2 separate regions of the Homo sapiens genome follow, and region 2 is linked to region 1. A link is a loop called in an ENCODE intact Hi-C map of the cell type or tissue named here. Cell type or tissue: A673. All regions are shown on one strand. Each heading gives the region's core, and the rest is flanking DNA. Links, peaks and the distances in the headings are about the cores only.

What was found. Hi-C counts contacts between places; a loop is a spot of excess contacts. Peaks named below come from ENCODE experiments on the same cell type or tissue, not always from the same donor. Only the 100,000 strongest peaks of a DNase experiment are listed, where the experiment ranks them.
Region 2: it touches region 1 in a loop (6-fold over the local background); 11 of 110 quality-filtered maps call a loop at or near these places.

Annotation. Positions count from the first base shown.
Region 1 is chr5:120,798,039-120,810,637 of GRCh38, reverse strand. No RefSeq gene overlaps it. Among named protein-coding and RNA genes, the nearest start is that of PRR16, 340 kb to the right of the region's middle. In A673, for the core only: a CTCF peak has its summit at 7,124 (motif pointing right); no DNase peak of the experiment used is centred there.
Region 2 is chr5:120,650,036-120,662,634 of GRCh38, reverse strand. All of the region lies in intron 1 of PRR16 (proline rich 16), which reads right to left. It also overlaps the pseudogene PRELID3BP8. Among named protein-coding and RNA genes, the nearest start is that of PRR16, 190 kb to the right of the region's middle. In A673, for the core only: a CTCF peak has its summit at 6,610 (motif pointing left); a DNase peak (open chromatin) is centred at 6,604.

The sequences.
Region 1 (12,599 bases), core at 2,336-10,335:
AGAGTTGAGCAAATGAATATAAATTTTGGGAATAGTGGGAGCCATATTTTTCACTGTTGGGGAAATAAATTACAAATATGGAAAAGGGAATGTCCAAAGAGTATATTGTGTTGTTGATTTTGAAAGAGAACCATCAGTATTAACTCATGGCTTTTAATATATAGGTAAAACAAAGAAACAAATACAAATAAAGAAATAAATACAGTGTGTATATGTATATATACCTTAATATCTTGTGTATATATATATTTTCACTCTGCCTAGAAGCAATAAATTACCAGTAGCAATGAATACATTTAGCACTCAGAAGCTTGGTTACTAAATACTATTTTTCATTTGAAAGGAGCTAGACTTTCTTAGAGAAGACTGATTCCAGATCTTGGGCAAGGAAAATGCAAAATAAGCCTATAACATATTTGCCAGAAAGTAATAATATTTTTGAAGAATTACAGTAATACATAAAAAGTCAAATTGAAGGGGTTCCTAATTCCCAAATCTGTATGAATTTGACTATTATCCAAAATACATAATTATAATATTACATTATAACCCATAGTGTAAATTAAGAATCCATTATTCCATTCTAATATAAATTAACAAGCAAGTAGGACAATTTCTTACAGAAAAATGTCAAATGACAAAGAAGGAATCACTGAATTAGGGAATCATCAATGGATGCTAAAACTAGTCAGTAAACGTTTGACTGATAGTTGAATATCTACATATTAAACTCCTCCAGACTACTGATTAGTTGCAAGTGAAAAATAGCCACATTACAGTGGAGAAGAATAGTAGTCTCCACCTTAAGTAATCAAAGTTAATATGAGCAATATAGGTATAAAACAAACTCATGGGCCTCCTGATATTCACTAAAAAGTCTATATCAATTTTGTGATACATCTGACACAAATGCGTAACCCGGGTCTATCCATCACAAAAACAAATCAGAATAACCCAAATTAAGAGACATTCCACAAAATAACTATTTTGTACTCTTTAAAAATGTTAATATCAAGTAAGAAAAGAGAGTCATTTTCAGATTAAACTGAAGAGATATGACACATAAGTGCAATGTGGGATCTTAGGCTGGATCCTGGACTGGGAGCAGGAGATGGAATTTAGCCATTTTGAGATATTTGATAACATTTGTACATGGGCTTTCAGTAGGACCATATTGTTTTAACAACGTAAAATTTTCTGATCTTGATTATTGTGCTGTTGTGTAAGAAAATATCAGTGTTTAACAAATGCAATTAGAAATCTTTAGAGGTAAAGAGACATAATATCTACAACTAACAAATGGTTGAGGGGTAGAAAGAGAATGAGAACAAGTGACTGCAACTGGGGCAAAAAGTAAACAAGTGAGAAACATACATATGGGAATTCTCAATATTATTGCAACTTTTCAATAACTTTATATATAGAAATAAAAAGTTGCAAAAATTAAAAGAGAGGCTGAGAAGTAGTAACTAGTAATGTTGAATATAAAAAATATATATATAGCCCTGGAATCTAAGTGCAGAGAGTGTGTCAAGGATGAGAAAATGTGATCAATTGTGTCAAACGATGATGACAGCCCAAGTAAGATGAGAATGAGAAATAACCACAGATTTTTTTTTTTGACCAAGTTTTTATGCTGCTGATGGGAATAAGTCAGGAGATAACAAAAACAAAATAATGATCCAGGATAGAGAGGGGACAGTCACTGGAGGGATATACTTAAGTAGGTGAGAATGTACTCTAGTGCATAAGTAGATGAATTAGTTTTAGACATAAGCTTGGGTGGATCATCTTGTGACAGATGGGAAGGCAGAGTCAGCCAATGCAGATACTTGTAGATGGGTAAAACTGGGGGTGGGAGTTTGTGGAAACTTTCTTCCTTCAGTTTAAATGTTCAGTCATCAGTTAAGAATGAGGATATGAAGAGACATAATAGTGATTAGAAAAGAAAGAATATATATAATTTGAGTAGAAAAATAAAGGAAGACTTCTAAAGAGCATTAAAGACACAAACTCTTCTTGTTCATGATTTTATAGTGGAATGGAGGAGCGAGTTTATTGTTCTTTCCAGACTTATCCAATTTTATGGATATATATCTACATCAATTTTATGGATATATATCTACATCTATATATGGGTATTTGAAGAGTTAGATTTAACCATAGCTCTAGTTTAGCCTACAACTAGCCTAGAAGGGAGGGATAAAGGAATTGAAGTTTTATCAAAAGGAGTGTTTATAATAACTAAGTGAATAATTTAAGCTATGTAAGGAAGGAAAAATGTTAAGAATGTAAGTGGCTGTGGCTGCAATTGATTGAAGTGTGGGACAGGCTTTTGGAATGGGAAATGAGGCACTAAAGGAAGGGGAGGAGAAAGAGAAGAGGTATTCAAAGTGAAATACAGAAAATAATGAATAATGTAGAGTTTGGGGTAAAAATAAGATCTAGAGTATGGTCAGAAATGGTTGATGAAAGATTGAAGTCAAGATGAGAGGTACTCAAGAAATAAGGGGGAAAGATACTGGAAGATCCATCTATGTGTATATCTTTACATTGTCAAGAATTAAGACAATGGAAGTGTTGAAGATAGCAACAAACAGCCAGGAGCTAAATATTCAAGAAAGGAAGAGGAATAGCCAGGGCATAGGCAAATGACAGAAAGAATGAAAGATAAAGGTTACTGTAATCTTTTATCATAAGATTTAAGTCTAGGTGGTGGGGAGGTTTCCAGAGGATCAGACAAGAACGGTCTGAAATGGCCTGAAAGCAAATTGCATTATAGATGACACCAACCCTCTCTTAAAGCTCAGTGATAAAGACAACTAGGGGTGAAAAAGCAGCCAGTGATTGGACGCTTCAGGGGAAATTGATTCTTTCAGGAGAATTCTGGATTTTTTTTTAAGAACTGGGAAGTGAAGGGAAGTTTAGAAAAGAGTTTGTGAATGCATTTTTTTTTTTTTTGGTATTGATAATGTACTGTGAATTCCAAAGAGTATGTTAAACCTTTCTGAGAAAGGGATAGAACAAGAGATAGAAAGGGTAATTAGAGTGAGGTGACCATGATAGAGAAATCTAAGGTTCTTGGTGGTAATTATATAAAGACGAAGGGAAAGTTTAATAAAATTACTTGTTTTGGATTTAAGACAAATAGAGATAGCAAGGTTGTGAATGTAGGGAATAGGGAGTGATGAGTATCTGGTGCACCATCTTGACCCAGTTGATTGAGGAAAGCAAATCTGGGAACTTACGTCTTACTCACTCTGTGAAAACCTATTTATGGCTGGAATTTTAGGAGTTCAAAACCTGAAGAGATCTTAGACCAGTGGGTGTGTTTACCCCTGAATCCTATTGACAAAGGGGCAATTTTACGTCAAATTCAATCCAACTTAAAGATTTTTATATTCTGTAAAATAAAAAGTTACACATTCTAGCTAATATTAATATTTGTTTAGTACTAGTACTATGCTATGTACTGTAAATGTATACTAAGTGTGTACGTGTTTTAATTCAATTAATCCAGACAACATTAAGAAATAGGTACAATTATTTATTTTAGAAATAAAGAAACTGAGGTAGGGAAGTTTAAGTAGCTTATCAAGATCACAAATCCAGAATTGTTTTTAAGCCAGGATTTTATCCCAAGGAATTCAGCTCTATAATCCATATATTTATGTAAATGACAACAAATGAAAATACAATGCTCCTTTATAGTCTCTCCTAGTAGAACTTCATTTTTATATGTTAAAAGCTCACCTACAGGACTTCCAAACCAGTGCAATGGAATGAGAAAACTATGTTGTTCCATTTCAATTCCTACCTTTAATAGAACACCTGGAATCATCATCTTTTATATTTGGTGATGAAAGTTATGTTTAATGGATTCACTTATTTCCTCTTTGCAAATTTTAACTATTGAACTATTAAAAACATTCGTTTTTTATGTTAATTACAGCTATTAGGTAACATAGAAACACGTTCCACCTCAGGAAGAGACATTTAAGAAGTATTTTTAACAACAACAATGCTTCCAAGACTGTTCCTTCTCTTTGGCTAGAGAACAGTCATCAGAGATACAGCTGTGAAAGCAGCACAGAAGTGGAAGTATCACTAGAAAAAAAAACTGTAAATAGCTCCTCAAGGAACAAGGCAATAGAGAGGTCAATTATTTGGAAAGCCGTTAGACAAGAGCCTGTTCTGATTTGCATGTCCCAAGACTCTGCATTTGGGAATCTAGGGTGATAAGTGTGATCAAACATTATTTTAAGCAGCAGCCAGATGGATGCTCAAATTACATGCTTTGGCTTCCAGCAGTTTTCATGATAGGTTGATTGTGCAATGTTTCCTACACTTAGCGGGTGCCTTACTGTCCACTCTATGCAATTCAAATTGATGGCAAGCCAACAGTCATCAAACTAAACATAATATTGTCTTGGATTAATATTTTCTACAAATTTTATGAGTTTGTAGCAGTAATTATAAAATATATCCTCAATTTTGCAAATTTAAAATTTATTCTATTAAATTTGGGGGCTATATGGGGTAAGGGGCACACAGGCACATACTTCTATTTTATCATATTTAATTTTTCCTTGCTATGAGTTATTATTAATTTTATTACTCTGAACAGAAATGGAACATAAATGTCCACAAGTGCTTCCCCAGTTTCTAGATGGGAGAAACTAGACTAAAAATCAATAAATGCCAGACCGAAGAAAAATCAGTAAACCGAGGTTTAATACAGTACGCATGACCAGGAGAATTTTATCTTTACTTTTAAAAAATGTACTTAATAAGGCTTAATTATGCCAGTTTATTTTTACTTTGTCTTCATGGAAACTAAGTGCTTAATAATCTTTTCTTTGTAAGCATTATTCACACATTTGAAAATTATTTGTCGATTTTTCCCTGACTTGTTTCTTCTCTAAGTTAAATCATGTCCAATTCTTTTGTTATCAATCTTCTTATCTAACCCTGTAACCACTTCTGTATGTTTTTGGCATTATAACTAACGAGTCCTTTAATGTTCTCCAGAGTAATAGTTTAACATATGAAGACTTCAAGAGTAAAAAATAAAGAAATAAACTAAATGGAAGGTGAAAAATACATCAACCACTCCTATTACCTATTATCCTGCTGATGATCCAGGACTATCTTCCACTTCCTAAGATATAGTAATTACCAGATGCACTTTCTATATGTACATAGTGTTCTTGATACTCAGAATTCAAAGCTTATTTGCTGTTTGCCAGTAGTGATGGTAAAGTTAAATCAAACAAATCTATTTCCTTGCTGTCTCCCTTGAGTAGTAAACGTTGCTAAGAAAGCTGGAACAGATCCTGGAACCATGGATACTTGCATGTTGAAGTGTTTTCCTCTTTCGCAGGAAACCTTGAGGCTTTCAGCTACTCACACCCTAGATACAGGTTCTATGCATGCAGAAGAGCATATTATTTGATGCTTCCAAGCTACTGGGAAAGCTGAAGGAAGACCTGACTACAACTGAGCCAGCTGAGCACTACTCATCCCAGACTGACAACTAGAAGTTTTGCACAGAAAAAGAGGGATGAACTGGGATAGGAAGGCAGGCTCAGGGAAAGCAGCATGGTATCAGGGATCTGGAGTGAGAATGAGTACCAAAGGAACATGGTTGAGATCTTCACATTTGTTCCAACAAAGAAGCGTGATTGGTCATCCATTATCAATGCCGCCTTGGTAAAAGAGTCTTTATAGCCCACTCCATTCACATCCCCAAGTTTTTACATAAATCAATCATACAACCTTTCATTTGGGACCCTAAGCTCTGAGCGTGACATCTCTCCCCTATTGTGTTACCTACCAATTATCATGAGGCCCTCTCCCTGTCCAGATGAGCACCACAGTAACAGCCCTGCAGAACACACCAGTCCCTGAGTAACACTGCATCTAATCATCAATTATTGGATGCTCCTTGTTGCCCCTTTCTACTTTGTCTCTTATAATAAATTAGTTTTGGTTGCTTTTTTAAAAAAATTAACACTACAGTCTTGGCCTCAGACTTAATAGTAATGCAAGCTGCCTGGATGTCTGTTCTTTCACCCTTCCAAAGCAGGTGTAATATAACTCATAATAGAGTGGCTCACAAATATCACGTGAATTGAATTTGTTGATGGTTGGTGAAGCTGCAGAGTTAAATGTGATTACTCACCATGTCTAGTTCTAGACCAGCATCACTATTGCATGCATAGCCAGATAGAATATGAGCCATCATCATGATCACCACGTGTAACCCTTGTAGCCTTGCCTATAAGAAGCTAATTTGCTCCTAACACATAGTTGAATATTAAGTATATAAATAGATTGCCCTTTGATTGACTACTATGCTTTTTGCTAAAATGAGGTTAGTCATTTTCATGTTATTTGGGATTTGACCTCTTAAAATACATTTTTATAATTTTTCATTTATCTTAGTTTTTTTTTTTTCTATTTTACTAGCCCAATCAATGTTCACATAGCTCCTTGGTGTTTCCTCCTCATCTCTCTGACTTCCAAATAACGGACTGTCCTAGGATTCTATTCTTGTATACTGCTTTATATAAAATATTGTTTTAATAACACTTACTTTCCCAATCTTCATCATTTTCTATTCACCACACACTGCTGTATTTTTCTTTATATTTCTTATTAGCATTGGACATATTCTGTATTTGCTATTACATTTGTGTTTACTGATCATCTAACTATTTTCATTATAATACAAGCTCTATTGTTTTTCTTGCGTTATTTTATCCCAGTTCTTAAAATCATGCCTCAGTCTAGTAGACACTGATTAAATATTTGTAGAGTGTTAGTATCAATCCTGGATTTCTAACATATTTGTTTCTTGTATAATTAATACATTTGTAAAGTAATTAAACATACTGTATTCCCTCAAATGATTTCTGCCCTACCAAGTTGATAGAATTATAGAAATATTTGATTATTATGTTTTGTAACTACCAGTACAGATGATAACTTAAGCCATTAATGTGAACAGAAAATAAGACAGGCCTTTACATTTTTTTTCTCTCTCTCTCTTTCTCAAATAAAATATAGGAACAAACAACAAAAAGAACAAGTTTAATGGTAAGTTTAATGGTTAAGTTAATCATTTTACCACAAGAGGGCATAAGTTCATTTATAAAAATCTATGACAGTGCTCCATGTAATTGGAGAAAAACAAAACACAAAAAATGAAACATCCACAGTGAAATCGTCAATCCTTCTCCTACAACTTCTGAGGAATTTCTTTGGACAGATGAAAAAAATAAATATTTCTATTTATTTTCTATCCTACCAGGTGCCTGCCTAAGAATTTCATTGTTTTAAGAAGCACTCTTTTAATTTCAAGCTTTTAGTGGAAAGCATTATATAGATGGGAGTTTATTGAAGAAATTATCTCAAAGAGTTTTCTTGGCTTTGCAAAAGAAGGTCTTAATGATAAAGTGCTTTATTTAAGAAAGTGACAATAATTGGGGTTTGAAGGCAGTTAAAGACAGAATGGTCTGAAAATGTGGTCAGCTGAGAAGATGGCTGTACTTTGGATATGAAAGACGACAATGCGTAGGATATGAACAAAGAAAACCTCACATTCTGCAATGCAAAATGTGAAAATTTAGATTAATACTATTAATCTAAACACATTAAAATGAGTGCTGGCCCTTGAGCTAGGCTATCATCCTCCCGTATTTCTCTTGTTTCAGTAAAATTTGCTAGACCCAGAAAAGCCATGTGCTATTTGTGCTTTGGTGAAGGAGAATAGAGGTGGTGTTCAGTCTGAGGAGAAACAGTGTGGAGAAGGACACCAAGTCCAAGGGGTGACCTGAGGAACCGAGCAATCAGTGGCAACAGGCAAGTGGAGCAGTTGGGGAAGGGAGAAAAGAACATTCTGCAGAGAGGCTGAGAAGGAACTGGTTTATCCTACAGTTGTGACAAGCAGGGGAAGAGGGAGTTTACTCAATGTGGAAAAAAACAGATATTTAGAGGATTTGGGAACTCCAAAGTAGCAAAAAATTGGCTTATACAGAAGAAAGGCTTTTACATCCAGTCATCTAGTTATTTCAAATTCTAGTCTTGAAAAAATAAGAAACAACAAACAGAATGCATTAGCATGCTCACTTACAAAACTTCTTTTACTGAAATGTACAGTACTTCATTGTTAAGCTCTTGGCTTTTATTGCATTTCTTGGCACTTTGTTTTCTTCTTTCTAGTGAATTAATTATATAGCTTAATATTCTTCAGTTTTGCCCTGATTTCTAGGAAGTTAAATTTTATGCTTTGCAATGCAAATGTATTAACCCTTACAGTAAAAGCATCTGCTTTATCTCCTGTCTTTTGCTACTAGGTTCGTGTTTGTGACCATGAATTATTTTGCATGAATTGCCTTTGGTATAGGCTTCCTCAAGTCCTTTTTGGAAGGGAGCATCATAAAATAAATCATTTCAGAATACCACAGGTCAGGAACATATCACCCGATGGGCAATCCAGAAAGGACTCTACCTTCCATGCCCAGTTGGTGGAGTATTGACAGAAGATGCTTCTTTCGGTGATGTGCCACTCCAAGTGGTGACTTTAGATATAGTAGTTTATTTAGAAATGGAATGGCTTCCTTTAAAGCAATCTTAATTTCTCTCTAAGAAAATATATATGCTTTCTGGCATCTAAATTCAATGACATCAAGGAAATGGTTTGAGTATGAGTGAGCTCTACCATCCGTACCAAAGGTCTTCTCAGTCTGTATTTTAATTGCCAGATTCCTTGTCTCTCTCTAAAATAGATTCTAGGTTCCATGAGGGCAAGCTCTCTATTTGGTTCTTCATTCAATCCCTATTCACCTGATAAAATTTGGAACATATCTGCTCAGTATTTGTTAAATGAGTAAAGGAGAATAGTGAAGAGCAAGATTTTAAATTGGACCTAGCCTAAATTCAAGGATTATGAGTTTCCTGGAAGAAGGGTTGATGACTTTAAAGTGTAGTATTTCATGAAGACTCTTAGAAGTTAAAGCCGCCAGTAGGTTGAGATAATTTGCCTCTAGAAAAGGCTGAAGAGAACTACTTTGGGGCTTCCTTTGGTAATTTAATATTCATGTTATTTTTGTCAGTATTTGCAGCAGGTAATGTTGATAGATCTTTTCTGCTTTGAAAAACCTATATCTAAAAGAGCCTTCTCACAAAAACGGGAGGCTGCTTCTCAAATCTCAAGTGAAAGCAAACTTTTATCTCTTCCCTCTTTTGCTTTTAGTTTTGCTTCAGTTATTTTAATTTTCTTAGCAAATTGAATTATTTAGGAAAACATCAGTGTCCAGTTTATATCACATATGCTGAAGAAAATAAACCATGCCAATAAAAATCCATTGGCAAAGGCAATTTCCACTTCAGCACCTCTCAGTATTCTCTCGAATGGTCTACATGGAAGGAGTAGTTTAGAACTATTTCCTTTTTCTTGGGGGATGGGAGTGTTTTTCTCTGAGAAAAATAAATGATTTTAACTTCTTAACCATCTGCTAATTGTTCATGACAATACAACTTTAATACCTACATACATTAGTTAATATTTGGTAGAGTATTAATATTTTTAATGTGCAAATAGAATATTCTGACATTTGAAATTCAAATGGATACTTTTTATTTCCTTTAAAATAACTGTTAGGCTACATAGTGGACATTTTTATTTGTTCTACATTAATTACTATGTACATTCTCCTGTTGAAAGTGTTGAATTTCTAAGAGAAGCAATTTTGTGACTAAGCCACAATGATTGTAAGAACACATCTCCTATTTTATGCCATAATTAAACAACTGTTTGTTTGTTATTCTTAAAAGTATGATTTCATTCCAGAGGGGGATAATATTTAATGGTATCTTTAAACAGAAGCCTTAACATTAATTGACATCACACAGCAAATAAAATTTAACAAACATAGTATTTTCTGATGTTTTGTAAATATCCCTAAGGAGGATGCTTTGCTTTTTGAGATATATTTATCTTATTTCCTTGTGTTTCCTTAACTAATGTCTACATCTGTACTTTTGGAAAATAATAATTACTGCACCAAAGGCCATTTCTCCAGTGAACGTTCCTATTATCTCTCAAACTTAGGTTTTTCTCCCTTCTTAATTTCATTTCTTGTTAATTGAGTAGAATTTCCTGAAATGAATGAAAGACTTTTCATACATCACTATCATTATTATCAAATAATAAGAATATAGTTCAAAAATCTATAGCATTTATAAATGCTATAACACTGGCTATGGATATTCTTGAAGAAAGAGGTGCTCTCAGTTTCTACACTGGAATATACACAAGTGCATGGAAAATCAACTACACCAGTGGCCCATGCAGTGTTGATTGTAAGAGCAGAAAATAACCTAAATACCCCATGACTGAGAAATGAGTGATTACATTCTCATTTAAGATAGATAAAGCATTATCATGAGATACAAGTAACAATTTAAAATATATATATAATATATATTTTATATATATATATCTTTTCATATATAGACAAAAAGATCTCCAAGATTTATTCTTTTTAATTTTTTTAACTTTTAATTTTGTGGGTACATGGTAGGATGTATATTTATATATTTATGGGGACATGAGATATTTTGACCAGGTATGTAATGCATAATAATCACATCAGGATAAATAGGGTATTCATTACCTCAAGCATTTATGCTTCGTATTTCAAACAATCCAATTACACTCTTTTAGTTATTTTAAAGTGAACAATTGCGATTTTTTTTTTTTACTATAGTCACCCTGTTGTGCTAGCAAATACTAGGTCTCATTTATTTTTACAACTATATTTCTGTACCCATTAACCAACCCCACTTCCCTGCTACCTTCACTGACTACCCTTCCCAGTGTCTGGTAACCATCATTCTACTCTCTAAGTCCATGAGTTCATTCATTTTAATTTTTAGCTCTCAGAGATGCATGAGAACGTGTAATGTTTGTCTTTCTGTGCCTGGTTTATTTCACTTAACAAAGTGACCTCCATCCATATTGCTGCAAATGACAGGATCTCATTCCTTTATAATGACTGAATAGTACTCCATTGTATGTTAAGTTTCACGTTTTCTTTATCCACTCATCTGTTGATGGACACTTAGGTTGCTTCCAAATCTTGGCTATTGTGAATAGTGCTGCAATAAACACGGGAGTGCAGATATCTCTTTGATATACTGATTTCCTTTCTTTGGAGTATACAGCTAGGAGTAGGATTGCTAGCTCATATGGTAGCTCTATTTTTAGTTTTTCAGGAATCTCCAAACTATTCTCAATAGTGGTTGTACTAATTTACATTCCCACCATCAGAGTGTGAGAGGTCTCTATTCTCTGCATCCTCAGCAGCATTTGTTATTGCCTGTCTTTTGGATATAAGCCATTTTAACTGGAGTGGGATGAAATCTCATTGTAGTTTTGGTTTGCATTTCTCTGATGCTTAATGACGTTGAGCACACGGCCTCCTGTAACCATGCCCTGGGCTACTGCCTATGTTAGCTCAAGGCCCTGGAGCTCTACAATTAGCAAGTGGCAAAGTTAGCAAGGTCTGTTACCTTTCCTTCAGGACAGTTATCTCCCCCTGGCCAAGGCTGGGGCCAGAGGTGCTGTCTGGGAACCAAGGACTAGAGTAAAAAAACATAAAAGTCTACCTGACGTTCTATTGCACTGCAGCTGAGCTGGCTCTCAAAGTACAGGATGCAGTTATTCCCACTCTTCCCTACCCTTGTCAAAAGTAGAGGAGCCTTGCCTCATGGCCACTGCCACCACAGACCCATGGGGAGTACTGCCAGGCTACTTCCAATGTTCCCTTAAGGCACGAGGGCTCTTTAGTCCACTTGTGGTGAATGCTGCCTGGCCTGGGACTCACCCTTCAGGACAGTGGGCTCTCCTCTGTCCCAGGGAAGGTATAGAAATGCCATCTAAGAGCCAAGTCCTGGAATCAGGAACCTCAAGAGCTCTCATTTTGTTCTATACCCCTGTGGCAGAGCTGGTACCTTTGGTACAAGACAAAGTCTACTTTATTTTTTCCTTCATTTTTCTCAATCAGAAGGAGTTCTCCTTATAGCCACCACTGCTGGGAATGTGCTGAGACTCACCTGAAGAAATCAAGTCTCAGAATATCACCCAAGGCCCACAATGTGCTACCTGGTAGGGCTGTTGGTTATTTCAGGCCCAAGGGCTCTTTAGTTAACAGTTGATGAATGCTGCCAAGAATAGTCCTTTCCTGCAAGGTAGTGGGTTCCCTTCTATCCAAGGGTGTGTCTAGAAATGTTACCTGTGAGCTAGATCCTGCAAAGGGGGCCTTACAACTATGATCAGTGCCTTACCCTGCTGTGCCTGAGCTGGTATCCAAGATGCAAGACAAAGTCCTCCTCACTCTTCCCTCTCCTCTCCTCAAGCAGAAGGAAGGGATCTCTTTTGGAGCCACAAGCCATGCTACCTGGGGCTAGGGGAGGGATGGTGACAGCTCTCTCCCAGCCACCCTGGTGGTGTCTCAGTAGGTCATGTGCCACCACCACCCCCCACCACACACACACACACTGGCTCTGAACCGAGTTCATCCCTGGGACTT
Region 2 (12,599 bases), core at 3,044-11,043, 150 kb after region 1:
TATAAACACTATTGTGATATGGTGTGCGGAAGGGGAGAAAAGAAAGAAAGGAATACATAGTGCAAAATGCAGATGAAGAGCTGTTTGGAAGAGAAGAAAAATTTCCCTGAGCGTTTTGTGCTACAAAAATACATAAGATATACACTTATTAAAAGGGAATAAAATAGAAGAGGAATTGAAGAGCTAAAGAAAAAAACTGAGTTCCAGAATAGTACTACTGACAAACTAATAAATAATATGCATGAAGTAAGATGGAGAATAGACATGATTGCAACTGAGTTATCGTCATAATCACTGTGACTACAGAAGGGAAAAAATCAGATATTTCTCACACAGACCTGTTCCTAACATTTCCAAAGCCTATGGTAAGAGTAAAATACAATATATCCAAATATTAAATAAAGATCATTTCAAGGTAAGAAACTATTTTAAAATGTTTACATATTCTATCCTGTCACCTTGAAAAATATACCTTAATAAAAGATCTGAAAGGCCAATTATTTTAGACAGAATTTATGGATAACTCAGCATTCCATGTCAGGATGTAGCAGTGAAGAACCAACCCTAGCTACCAAGGCCTGACTATAGCCCATTACACTCCATTTTCCACCCCAGCTGTGCCTATACCATGAGGAACCTCATATGTACATATGTGGATACCCCAGCCCACATTTCCAAGCTCTTTCCATAGTCCCTGCAAATAGTCAAATTGTTGAACCATTTCTTAGGTCTAAGGATAAACATACTAGTGGTTCCTCAGACAGAAAATTCATGACAAGGAGCTACTACGAGTCCTTGAAATGTGTTTTAAAACAATGGTTGGGGAATTCCAGGGTCTTGGGTACTGTAGCGTGATCTAGAGGGGAAATACAGACTTTGGAAATACAGATTTTAGGTGGACAGAGATGCTTGGCCCCATATAGCAGCTGGCAGAGGACAGAGTAGAGTGTTCTGGAGGACAGTACCCAAGGCAAAGATCTCTCTGTATTAAATTTAAATAAATTAGAAAGGAAACTGAAAAGGAAAGAATAGGTATGGAGGATATATAAAGTTGATATACATCATAAGGAATGCTACTTTTAGGATTAGTTCCATATTGACTCCATTATTACAGAACAGAAAAAAAAAGAGTATTCAAGAGGCTAATTTCTCTGAAAGGAATAAACTACTGAATTTGGCCATTTAAATTATACAACGTGTTCCAATAAAATCTGTTGGCAAACAATTGCCACTAAGAAATTATCCAGCACTTCAATGGAACCAAGCAAAAGGAGCAATTCAAGCACAAGGGAGAAAAGTCAGGTTGGTCTCAGATTTTCCCAGCAGAGCAACATCAAAAGACAGGAGAGGGAATAGCAATGGGTACAAAGCTCTGAGGAAAGAAAGTGTGACCCAAGAAAGTCATATCTGGTTGCTGTAAAGTGTAAAGACAACAGACATAACAGTTTCAAACCTCAAGTACCCAAGAAAGATATGAAGCTCAAAATGTACCTTCCCAAAACATGAAAGGACAAGCTATGATAAAGAGACTGTAGCAACATTCAATGTCCTGGTGTCTACACATTGTGAAGAAAATATGCTATCTTGGACTACTTTAAAATTGCCAAGTTATCCTTCAAGTATAGAGACAACTGACAGAAACTCTCAAAGATCTAAGAAAACACAGATTACAAAATCTCAAACATTTCTTTAAAAACAAACACACAAATAAAAAAGCAAAATGACTTGACGATATACTTGACACCATAGGATCATATCAAACATAGAAAAGAATTTCAAATCCTTTTTTTGCTTTTTATATTCCATAATCACTAAATACTATCATAATTTAAAATAAATTCTGAAATTACACCATTTATGCAAATTCTAAAAACACACATAAGACTGCATAATGTCATGAGTGCCTATATAGTAAAAGTTCAAAAGCAACAGGAAAGATAAGCTACAATGTCAAGGAGATGGAGGAGATTGGCTTGACAGCAAGGGAATCAGGGGTTTTGTTGTATCTGTGTCATTTAAATAAGAAAAGAAAAGCCCTAGGCAAATATGTCAAACAAGAGCATGTCTTAAATCTGGATCATTAGTACCTTGTATTATTATATTATTTTCTGTTGTAACATATGCTTAAAAGTGTTCATAATTTAAAATGTTAAAAAGTGAAAAAGTATTGGCTTGCCTTACCATGGAAAAGTTTTGAATACTTTAATTCTATAATATGTGAGATTATTTAAATGTAGATTCTCAGTTAAGAAAGCAAATAAACATAAAGGGCACTGTGGCATGCTTCCTTTAAAGTGATGTCTGTCAATGACAAAATTTAGAATTATAAAATATGTTGCCACTAATATCATATTATTTAAAATGTGTTGACAAGAACAAAACTGTTCCTAAGAAATACAATTTGAAATTATGTAATAACTGTAACATATATGTTTGAGGACTAGAAGATGGAAAATTTCTAAGTATACTATAAAATTCTTGGTTTGCCTAAAGTTGTGAGTGTCTTATACTGTCCTTATTCTAGTTTCATAAACTTAGGATGAGTTTAGTAACGAAACACTCTTCTATGCCCTACACTCCACACTCAATCTGGATGGAGCAATCTAAGCCATGAGGAAGAGTGATCTGAACTACAGAATGCATGGCAGTGCCTGTGTAGTGAGAAGTACTGGGGCTCTGGGTTGGAGGACATGCATATTATCTCAGGTACTTCAGCAACCTGCTCAGTAGCCAAAATGTGAAGGTGTTTCAGCTATAACATCTGTCACTCTTTTTAAGCATCAAGTGATCTGGCTCAATGGTACATTCTCAAACCACTGCAAGTTAAGCCAACCTTCCCTCAGATGACTGTCTCTTTTTGATCCAAGAATGTCAACTTAGCCAAGCTGCCGTTCAAGTATAAATACAAGAGACAAGATAGTTTCAAACCTCATGTTCTCAAGGAATATAAAAAAGACCAAAATTTACCAACCCAGAAGATGAAAGAAAAAGCTATGTTGAAAGGATTAAATCAATATTAATCTACTGTATATTTCAAAATAGCTATAAATGCAATATTCCTAGCATAAAGAAAAGATAAATGTTTGAGATGATAGATATCCCAATTACCTGCCTTGATCATTATATATCACATGAATGTATCAAAATATCACATGTACCCTGAAAATATGTACAAGTATTATATATCAATGAAAACATATTCAGTGGGTAGGTCTATACATTCTGAAGGAGAAAATATATTACATTTTATATTTGACATTTAAAAATTGCCAAATTATCCAATTACAGAGAAAACAAACAGAAACTCTCAAGGAACCAAGAAAACACAGACTACAGATATCTTGAATGCTTCTTTAAAAAATAATGGAATTGACAATGAAATCTAGCCAACAAAGAAATAGAATAAAAATAAAGGATGGTCTTTGAAAAACCACAACTACTAGGTCCTGGAATCAAATTGGTTCACCTTTGAACTTTTATTTTGTGGGGCCAGTGCTTTTGATAATTGTGTACATCCAATGAACCCTTTGAGCATTTTAAAGTATGGTTCATGAAAGACTTGGAATCAAACTAATATAACATATGAGACCTTAAAAGAACTATGATGGGGGGTCGCAGGTGAGAGAGAAAGAGAAAACCCACACTGAACTGCTGAAAGAACCCTGATTGTGACCAGAGGGAAGAATAAGAAGTTGGCAAGGACTGGGGAGGGCAGGAGGGAGAGAGAGATGAAGAAATAAAAAAAGAAGGAAATACTACTTCTTTAGACTTTTAGATGAACAAGTGCAAGATAATTTGATTTCAGACTATATTTCTGGATTTCACCTTTAAAAAGTGTTAATTTTTAAATATGATTTCACTCTCATATAATTAGAAAAATGGGAGCAGATTTATTTACGTAGGGACTCCTACTGCTGGCATTTTATTATTGGAGTTCCTTATATAAATTTTATCTTTATGTCTTGGAGTTCCATATGCATATGTATTGTTGTAGTATCTTATTTTTGTCTTTCATCAAATTTCAAAGCTTCTACTAGACAGTGAGATTGGAAATAATACAGGATCAGAAAGAGATTAGCAAGTAAATTTTTAGACTTGAATACAGAGAGCCTTCAGAATTTATTTAATTATATTATTTGGAACAATTTCAGGGCTTTATGGGGAAAGTGAAATAGTGAACACGAGTATTTCCGATTTGCTTAATGTTTCCCTAGTGCTGTCTGGACATCGTACAAGTGTTGGTTCCATGAAGAACAAGAGAATTCAGAGCTTTTTTTTTTTTTTCCCCCACTCATGGGAAACTGTTACAACAGCTGCAGAAATATCGAAAACCTATAAACCTAAGTGAGGCTGGAGTTGATATACTGGGCAGACATACATGTCACACTGGAGAGTTACCCGACTGTGAGCTTCTCAGTACAATGTGAGGGATGCCTTCCATTGTGAAATCACATATTGTTGCAGAAAAAAAAAGTGCAAGAAAATTCTGTAGTTGTATTTGCAGAGGGAAAATTGAATTTAAATCTACTAATATTTCATTTTCAAACATGGGTCCAATAGTTAGAGCTCTCTGGGAACAACAACAACAACAACAACAACAACATCAAAACCCACAAAACCTCATCACCAGTATTCCCAGGAAGGTACTCAAAGAAACAATGGTTGGTATTGGGATAGCACGTTGGTGTTGGGATAGCATTAGAAAATGCCCTAAAGGAATGTCAATATCCTTCCCATATGGCGACAATCACACCCTTAGTAAAGTTCAGTTCTTAATGGTAAATTCCAAAAAATGAACAAAAAGCAGAAGGTGGGAGGCAATAGGTGGGGGAACATGCGTTCACATTCCTAATGCTTTCTTCCAAGTTGTCACATCCTCACTTCTTCTGTCCTTGGGAAGGCAGAATAAACAGGAGAGTTTGGAAAGAGCATACATAATTAAAGGTCTTCCTTTTCCCTTCCTCTGATGAATAAGTTATGTGAAGAGAAGCCACTTGTTTAGCTCCAGGTGCAGGGAATATTCATCTTGTGGGACTGAATGGGTAACTCTGGGATTCAGTATTTAGACTAAGATATCCTTGCAGAAAGTGGGTAGCATTCTGTTAAATGTCTAACAACCAGCTCTCCAGGGTAAAAAAATCCCCAATGTGTCATTTACCAATTTTCATAGTGCAAATATTCCCACACAATTTGATTTCAAGGCACCAACATGAGGTCACTGAACATGGAACTAGGAGAATGTGTAAATAATTAGCTTTCACAAGCCCCCTATGAGCTGGCTCAAGCACACCACTGCACAAGAGTCATTCTTCAAGCTGCCGTTTATCAGAAACTTAGGTGTTATCTCAGCTTCAATCTGCTTACTCTAAGTTTATCCTCAATTGGTTTAAAACCTGGGCTGGCAAGAGGCATGCTAATTGTTTGTCTCCCTTAAACACCAAAATACATGTAGATCATTTCTAATTTACCTTTAGAGCTCTATGAGCAAAACAGTAGCTGAACTATACTAAGAACTCAGCAAGTTAAAAGAAATAAATCAGTTTGATTTTGTGATGATTTTTCCATATATAAAAATAACTGAGGTGCAATCTTCTTTCGAACAATCTAAGCTCTTTAATTTAAAAAATCACGTGGCTCCTATAAAGTTAAATGCAGACATTTCTCATTCCAAAGCCCCAAGGAATAAAAATTCTAACCTCTTTTATTTTAACCTCAAATATTCCTACAAAAATCATTTGGATATGTTTTCTTCTTAAAGAAGCCTTCAATAAAAGGAACATTATTCTGTGCACAGACAGTTGGTAATCTCATAATAAACGTAGGTTGAATGAAATAAATTCCCAAACAGTTTACTACAGAAACATTAAGCACAAATATATCACTTATGTATGATACTAAGTCAATAATTGGCTGATTACTTAAATTGCTTATATTTGTTTATAATAGACACAAAAATTATAGAAGTGGCTATTTTTAAAACTGGTAAAAAGCTACTTTGGCAAGGTGTACATAAATATGTTAACTGAAATGTGTGCTTTTCATAGCATATTTTTTGTCACAACTAATTATACTGGATTTTAGATATTGGCATCATACTTATAACGATTTTTCCCTTATTCCAGAGTGTCTGGTAAGTACTTTAGTAATTTTTTTTTTTTTTTTTTTTTGAGAGTGATTACTACTGTTAGAATGGCTTTCTATTTTCTTTGGAGCTTAATGTGACATGATAGATTATGGAGGAAGATAACAGTTTTCACATGATAGCTACCACTTATCTTACATCCGTTAAGAAGAGAGGTGCTATAAGAAAAGAAGTAATTGAACCAAAGATAGGCAAAGATATTATAAGTTAGCTATACAAGCTAACTACTCAGTTGACTTCTTCCATGATTGCCTGAAGATAGTGTACTTGCAGAACTTCAGTCAGCAGAAATTAAAGCGCAGTAAAATCCTTTCATAATGTGGTAAGAAGGCTCAAAGACAGTCATTGGTGAAAAGGTGGTGATGATATTTTGAGAATAACGAAATGAACCAAGCAGTTAGGGGGTTTGGAATTCTGGGTCTGACTGTGTACTCCAAATCCAAGTCCCAGTTGGAATTTGGCACCACCTGGTGGCAACTGCATGCTCTGTCTAAAATATAAAACAGGTAAAAGGCTCGGTTCAGTAACTGGCTGGGGTTCCTGGACAGTGATAGTGATTCAAGGGATCTTCTGGTGGCTGGAACCTGTCTTATCATCCCTATCCAAGGAATTGGGAATGATGGATACCAAGAATATAACGACCTTTCCTAAATCCACCTAGATCTTCAAGAGGGTGTCTCACTTCTCTTCACATTTAGCCTTCTCATTTGACCACCTTCATTTGAAAATATGGGTTGCATTCAGAAAAAAAAAAACAAAAAAAAAAAGTCAATTGCTATCATCCAAATTCACATTACCATGAGTCATGTGATTGCATGGTTTTATTTTATTGTGTTCCATACTAGGGTGTTTTAATGTACAATCCCACAGACCATATCCGTGAGTTTTCATAAGACAAATTGAGTAAAGAAATATTTTGGGGGAAAATGAAGCACTAAATTTGGTTATCAGATATTGTCAAACTACTACTTCTAACACTTCCTCTCCTTCTTTTTACTTGTTTGTACAAATGCTTCTATATATGTCTATAATAATAGGTCCATCTCTTTTTATGCTTTATTTTGACGCTAAACTATTAGGGACCATAAAAACCTCTTTTTTTTTAAAAAAAAAAAAAAGGTCAATTATTGATTTGAAGATAAATCATCCATTGAAAATTCTTGCTAACATTATACATTTCTTTTTAGTAATTTGTACAGGTAAATTTTATAGACTTAATGTCTATCAGCTAATATACACAATCACCAAGAGAAAATAAGCATTCATTATTAAGTATTGTATTATTAAATATTTATCATTACCACAGGCCTGAGTTAACATAAAAAATAAGTGAGCAGAGGGATGGGTGGAGACTGGAAATCAGAAATATCATTTTATTTCTCTTTTTCTTTTCAGTAGCTAGTATATATTCTGGCAGGTAATATATGATCAATAATTATGATTGGTGTACATGAGATAAAGAATGCATATATGAATACTTCAGTAAGTATATATTGAGCATCATTTGTTTTTGTTTTGAGATGTGTTTATATATTATGTTTTTGATCGTTCTCCCTTCTCTAATCCTTCCCTCTCTCTTTCTGATAATCTCTAATAGTTGGGTAATGGATGTCCTGGGTTGTTCCTACAATGTTTTTATCTTTTTTTCCCTCATTTTTTCTATTTCTGTCTTGTACTGTTTAGGGCTTTTACCATTCAACTCTTTTACTGAAGTTTTAAACATGGTCATAATATGTTTACATATGAGGACCCTTTCTTATTTTTATTACATATTTTCATAGAATCATATTCTTTTTAAGGGATGTAGTATATTCTCTCTCACTCTGAAATTATTCATAATATTTGAGGTTTACCTTTTCTCTCTGTTGTGTATCTTTCAAATTCCTTCTTATTTTTCCCCTCCTGAATCAATGGAGATGGAAGATAATTTGAGATTTTTTTTAGCTTTTCAATGTATCTCTGAATTTAATTTTTGTTGGAGGTGATATTTATATTTAACCAAGTTAAAAAAAAAAGACACTTTTTGTGGCAACTCTTATGTGTCAAGTAGTTTGTTATATACTAGGGAAAAAAAGGCCATTAAATTTTGTCTTCTCCTAGTAAGTCCATTATCTAGTTTCCTATGCAAAGAAGCAAAGGTTACATGGGGGTAGAAACAAAAAAATTAGGATTAGATTCAATACTCAAAATAAAAGGAGCTTGAATGAGTTAGAAGTCTCTTATTCTCATGTAAAGTAGGTAGTCCAGTGCATATTCAATTTGCGTCTTCTAACTTGTGGTCCAAGATGACTTGCAGCCATCATGTCTGCATTCCAAGCAGCAAAAAAGGGAGAAGGGGCAGCAAATCAAACACACCTCCTCAGAGGATATTTCCTGAAAGTTGTTCACATCACTTAAACTCTATTGGCTGGGTCTACATTATCTGTCACATCTACTAGTTACAAAAGAGTTTGAGAAATGTAGGTTTTTGGGACAGGGTGGTCATTTGCCTAGCTACCTTTTGGATATTACTTTATTGAAGAAGAATCAGTAATTTGTTAAGGGACAATTAACAGTCTGTGCCATAGTCTTGTTTAGGAGTTTAGATTTTTATCCAGATAGTGAGGAGGGGTCATGAAAGAGGTTTAAGCTAAGGCATTACTCACTTTTAAAAGGTCATTTTGATGTGTGCAGGCAGGTCATCATGAGAGGCACATAAACATGAGGTGTATGGCACAAGAGGGCTGCCCATCAGGGACTGGAGAAATGCATCACTTCTAGTGAGAATAAATGACTGCATTAACTTTGTTCTATTTTTTTTTAATGTGAAGCATTGTACAGTTGATTTATAATTATTTACAGAAGTACACTCACCATAAACCTAGGCCTAAGTCAAATAAATGGTAATCAGTGCTCTTGACTGCAGATATCCCTTCCTACCTCTGATTAAGATTTATCTCTTTATTTCTAGAATACCTTTGTTTTTCTAAGGATGTGTATTGTGATTTTTTTAAAAACAGACATGGTAAAAATTTAAATAATGCAAAAAAGATATACCAATATAACACTTATTATTATACTTATGGGTTAATACTATACTGTTTCTTAATTTTAAAAAATCATTTTACACAAAATGCATTTTGGTGTTTAATGCTTAATAACCCTTTATAATGTATATAATCCAAATGCCAGTGAAAAAATACTTTTTTTTTTTACTTTTATTGAATTATATATACAGACAAATATAAAAATCATAATTATAGCTCAACTGTTTTTTTTCCAAGGTGAACATCCATGGGACCAACATAGAGACCAAGAATCTGAATACCACAGGCCCTCCCAGAAAACACCTTGTGCTCCTTCCACAGTCACTTTCCTCTCCCAAGTGAAACCATTTTTCTTGATTTATAATAGCATGAATTAATTTTGCCTATCCTTGAACTTTATCTAAATAGATTAATATCTCATACACACTCTTATGTCTAGATTACTCGGCTGCATTTTAGGTGAATGATGAAATATATCTGCACTGTTATTTTAAATAATCTTTTTATTTTAGAACATTTTTAGATTTACTGAATTGTTGAGAAAATAGTCCAGAGAGTTAACATACACCCTTCACTCAGTTTCCCCTATTTTTAGCATCTTACATTAGTATGGTACTTTTTTACAATTAATAAACCAATATAAATATATTAATATTATTATTATCTAATGCCCATACTTCACTGAGATGGCCTCAGTCTTCACCTAATGTCCCTTTTCTGTTGCACGATCCCATTGAAGATACTGTATGTATCATGTCTCCTTAGGCTCTCTCAATTTCTCAGATATTCCTTGTTTTTCATGACCTTAGCAGTTTTGAGGATTATTAGTCAGGCATTTTGTTGAATGTCATTCAGTTGGGGTTTGTCTATACTTTTCTTATGGTTAGACTAAGGAAATGTGTTTTTGAGAAGACCACAGAGGGAAAACGCCATTCTTAACACATCACATCAATAATACTTACTAAAAATATGATTTATTACATTGATATTAAGCTGGTCCACTTGCCTTCAGGTAGTATTTGTCAGTTTCTCCAATATAAAGTTCTCTTATTTTTCCTCTATCTTTCCCTACTGTACTTTTTGGAAGAAAGTAATACATACTAAAAGTAACAAGCTTATATGACTCCAAAGTATATCATGACTGCTATACTATACAGAAACCTACAGGAAACAAACATTTACCACAGGTCCAATTCATGATGTCCATGTAGAATATCAATAAACAAAAAAAACATAGACACCATTGCAAATATTTCTTTTCCATAGAATCATCTAAATCGATGATCAAAACAGTTGACTTGATCTTTATATTAATGTACATCCATAGAAACAGTCATAAATGAAGTCTACACAAAACCAAGTGAAAGAACTTGAAAGTATAAAAATAATCCAGGTATAAAAATCATTTGACTTACAAGGGACGTGAAAGACCTCTTCAAGGAGAACTACAAACCACTGCTCAATGAAATAAAAGAGGATACAAAGAAATGTAAGAACATTCCATGCTCATGGGTAGGAAGAATCAATATCGTGAAAATGGCCATACTGCCCAAGGTAATTTATAGATTCAATGCCATCCCCATCAAGCTACCAATGACTTTCTTCACAGAATTGGAAAAAACTACTTTAAAGTTCATATGGAACCAAAAAAGAGCCCACATCGCCAAGTCAATCCTAAGCCAAAAGAACAAAGCTGGAGGAATCATGCTACCTGACTTCAAGCTATATTACAAGGCTACAGTAACCAAAGCAGCATGGTACTGGTACCAAAACAGAGATATAGACCAATGGAACAGAACAGAGACCTCAGAAATAATGCCACATATCTACAACCATCTGATCTTTGACAAACCTGACAAAAACAAGAAATGGGGAAATGATTCCCTGTTTAATAAATGGTGCTGGGAAAACTGGCTAGCCATATGCAGAAAGCTGAAACTGGATCCCTTCCTTACACCTTATATGAAAATTAATTCAAGATGGATTAAAGACTTAAATGTTAGACCTAAAACCATAAAAACCCTAGAAGAAAACCTAGGCAATACCATTCAGGACATAGGCATGGGCAAGGACTTCATGTCTAAAACACCAAAAACAATGGCAACAAAAGCCAAAATGGACAAATGGGATCAAATTAAACTAAAGAGCTTCTGCACAGCAAAAGAAACTACCATCAGAGTGAACAGGCAACCTACAGAATGGGAGAACATTTTCGCAACCTACTCATCTGACAAGGGGCTAATATCCAGAATCTACAATGAACTCAAACAAATTGACAAGAAAAAACCAAACAACCCCATCAAAAAGTGGGCGAAGGATATGAACAGACACTTCTCAAAAGAAGACATTTATGCAGCCAAAAGACACATGAAAAAATGCTCATCATCACTGGCCATCAGAGAAATGCAAATGAAAACCACAATGAGATACCATCTCACAACATTTAGAATGGCGATCATTCAAAAGTCAGGAAACAACAGGTGCTGGAGAGGATGTGGAGAAATAGGAACACTTTTACACTGTTGGTGGGACTGTAAACTAGTTCAACCATTGTGGAAGTCAGTGTGGCGATTCCTCAGGGATCTAGAACTAGAAATACCATTTGACCCAGCAATCCCTTTACTGGGTATATACCCAAAGGACTATAAATCATGCTGCTATAAAGACACATGCACACGTATGTTTATTGTGGCACTATTCACAACAGCAAAGACTTGGAACCAACCCAAATGTCCAACAATGATAGACTGGATTAAGAAAACGTGGCACATATACACCATGGAATACTATGCAGCCATAAAAATGATGAGTTCATGTCCTTTGTAGGGACATGGATGAAGCTGGAAATCATCATTCTCAGCAAACTATCGCAAGGACAAAAAACCAAACAACACATGTTCTCACTCATAGGTGGGAATTGAACAATGAGAACACATGGACACAGGAAGGGGAACATCACACACCGGGGCCTGTTGTGGAGTGGGGGGAGGGGGGAGGGATGGCATTTGGAGATATACCTAATGTTAAATGATGAGTTACTGGGTGCAGCACACCAACATGGCACATGTATACATATGTAACAAACCTGCATGTTGTGCACATGTACCCTAAAACTTAAAGTATAATAAAAAAAAAAGAAAAAAGAAAAAAAATCATTTGATAATCTGAACTAGTTGAAGTTTGAATGATTTATTTCTTATTCTTTCTTTTTGCATGTTTCAGATTTTTTCTTTCTTTTTCTTTTTTTTTTTTAGAAGGAGTCTTGTTCTGTCACCAGGCTGGAGTGCAGTCGCATGATCTTGGCTCACTGCAACCTCCACTTCCGGGTTCAAGCAATTCTCCTGCCTCAGCCTCCTGAGTAGCTGCCACTACAGACGCGCGCTGCCACACCCAGTTAATTTTTGCATTTTTTGTAGAGAGAGGGTTTCATC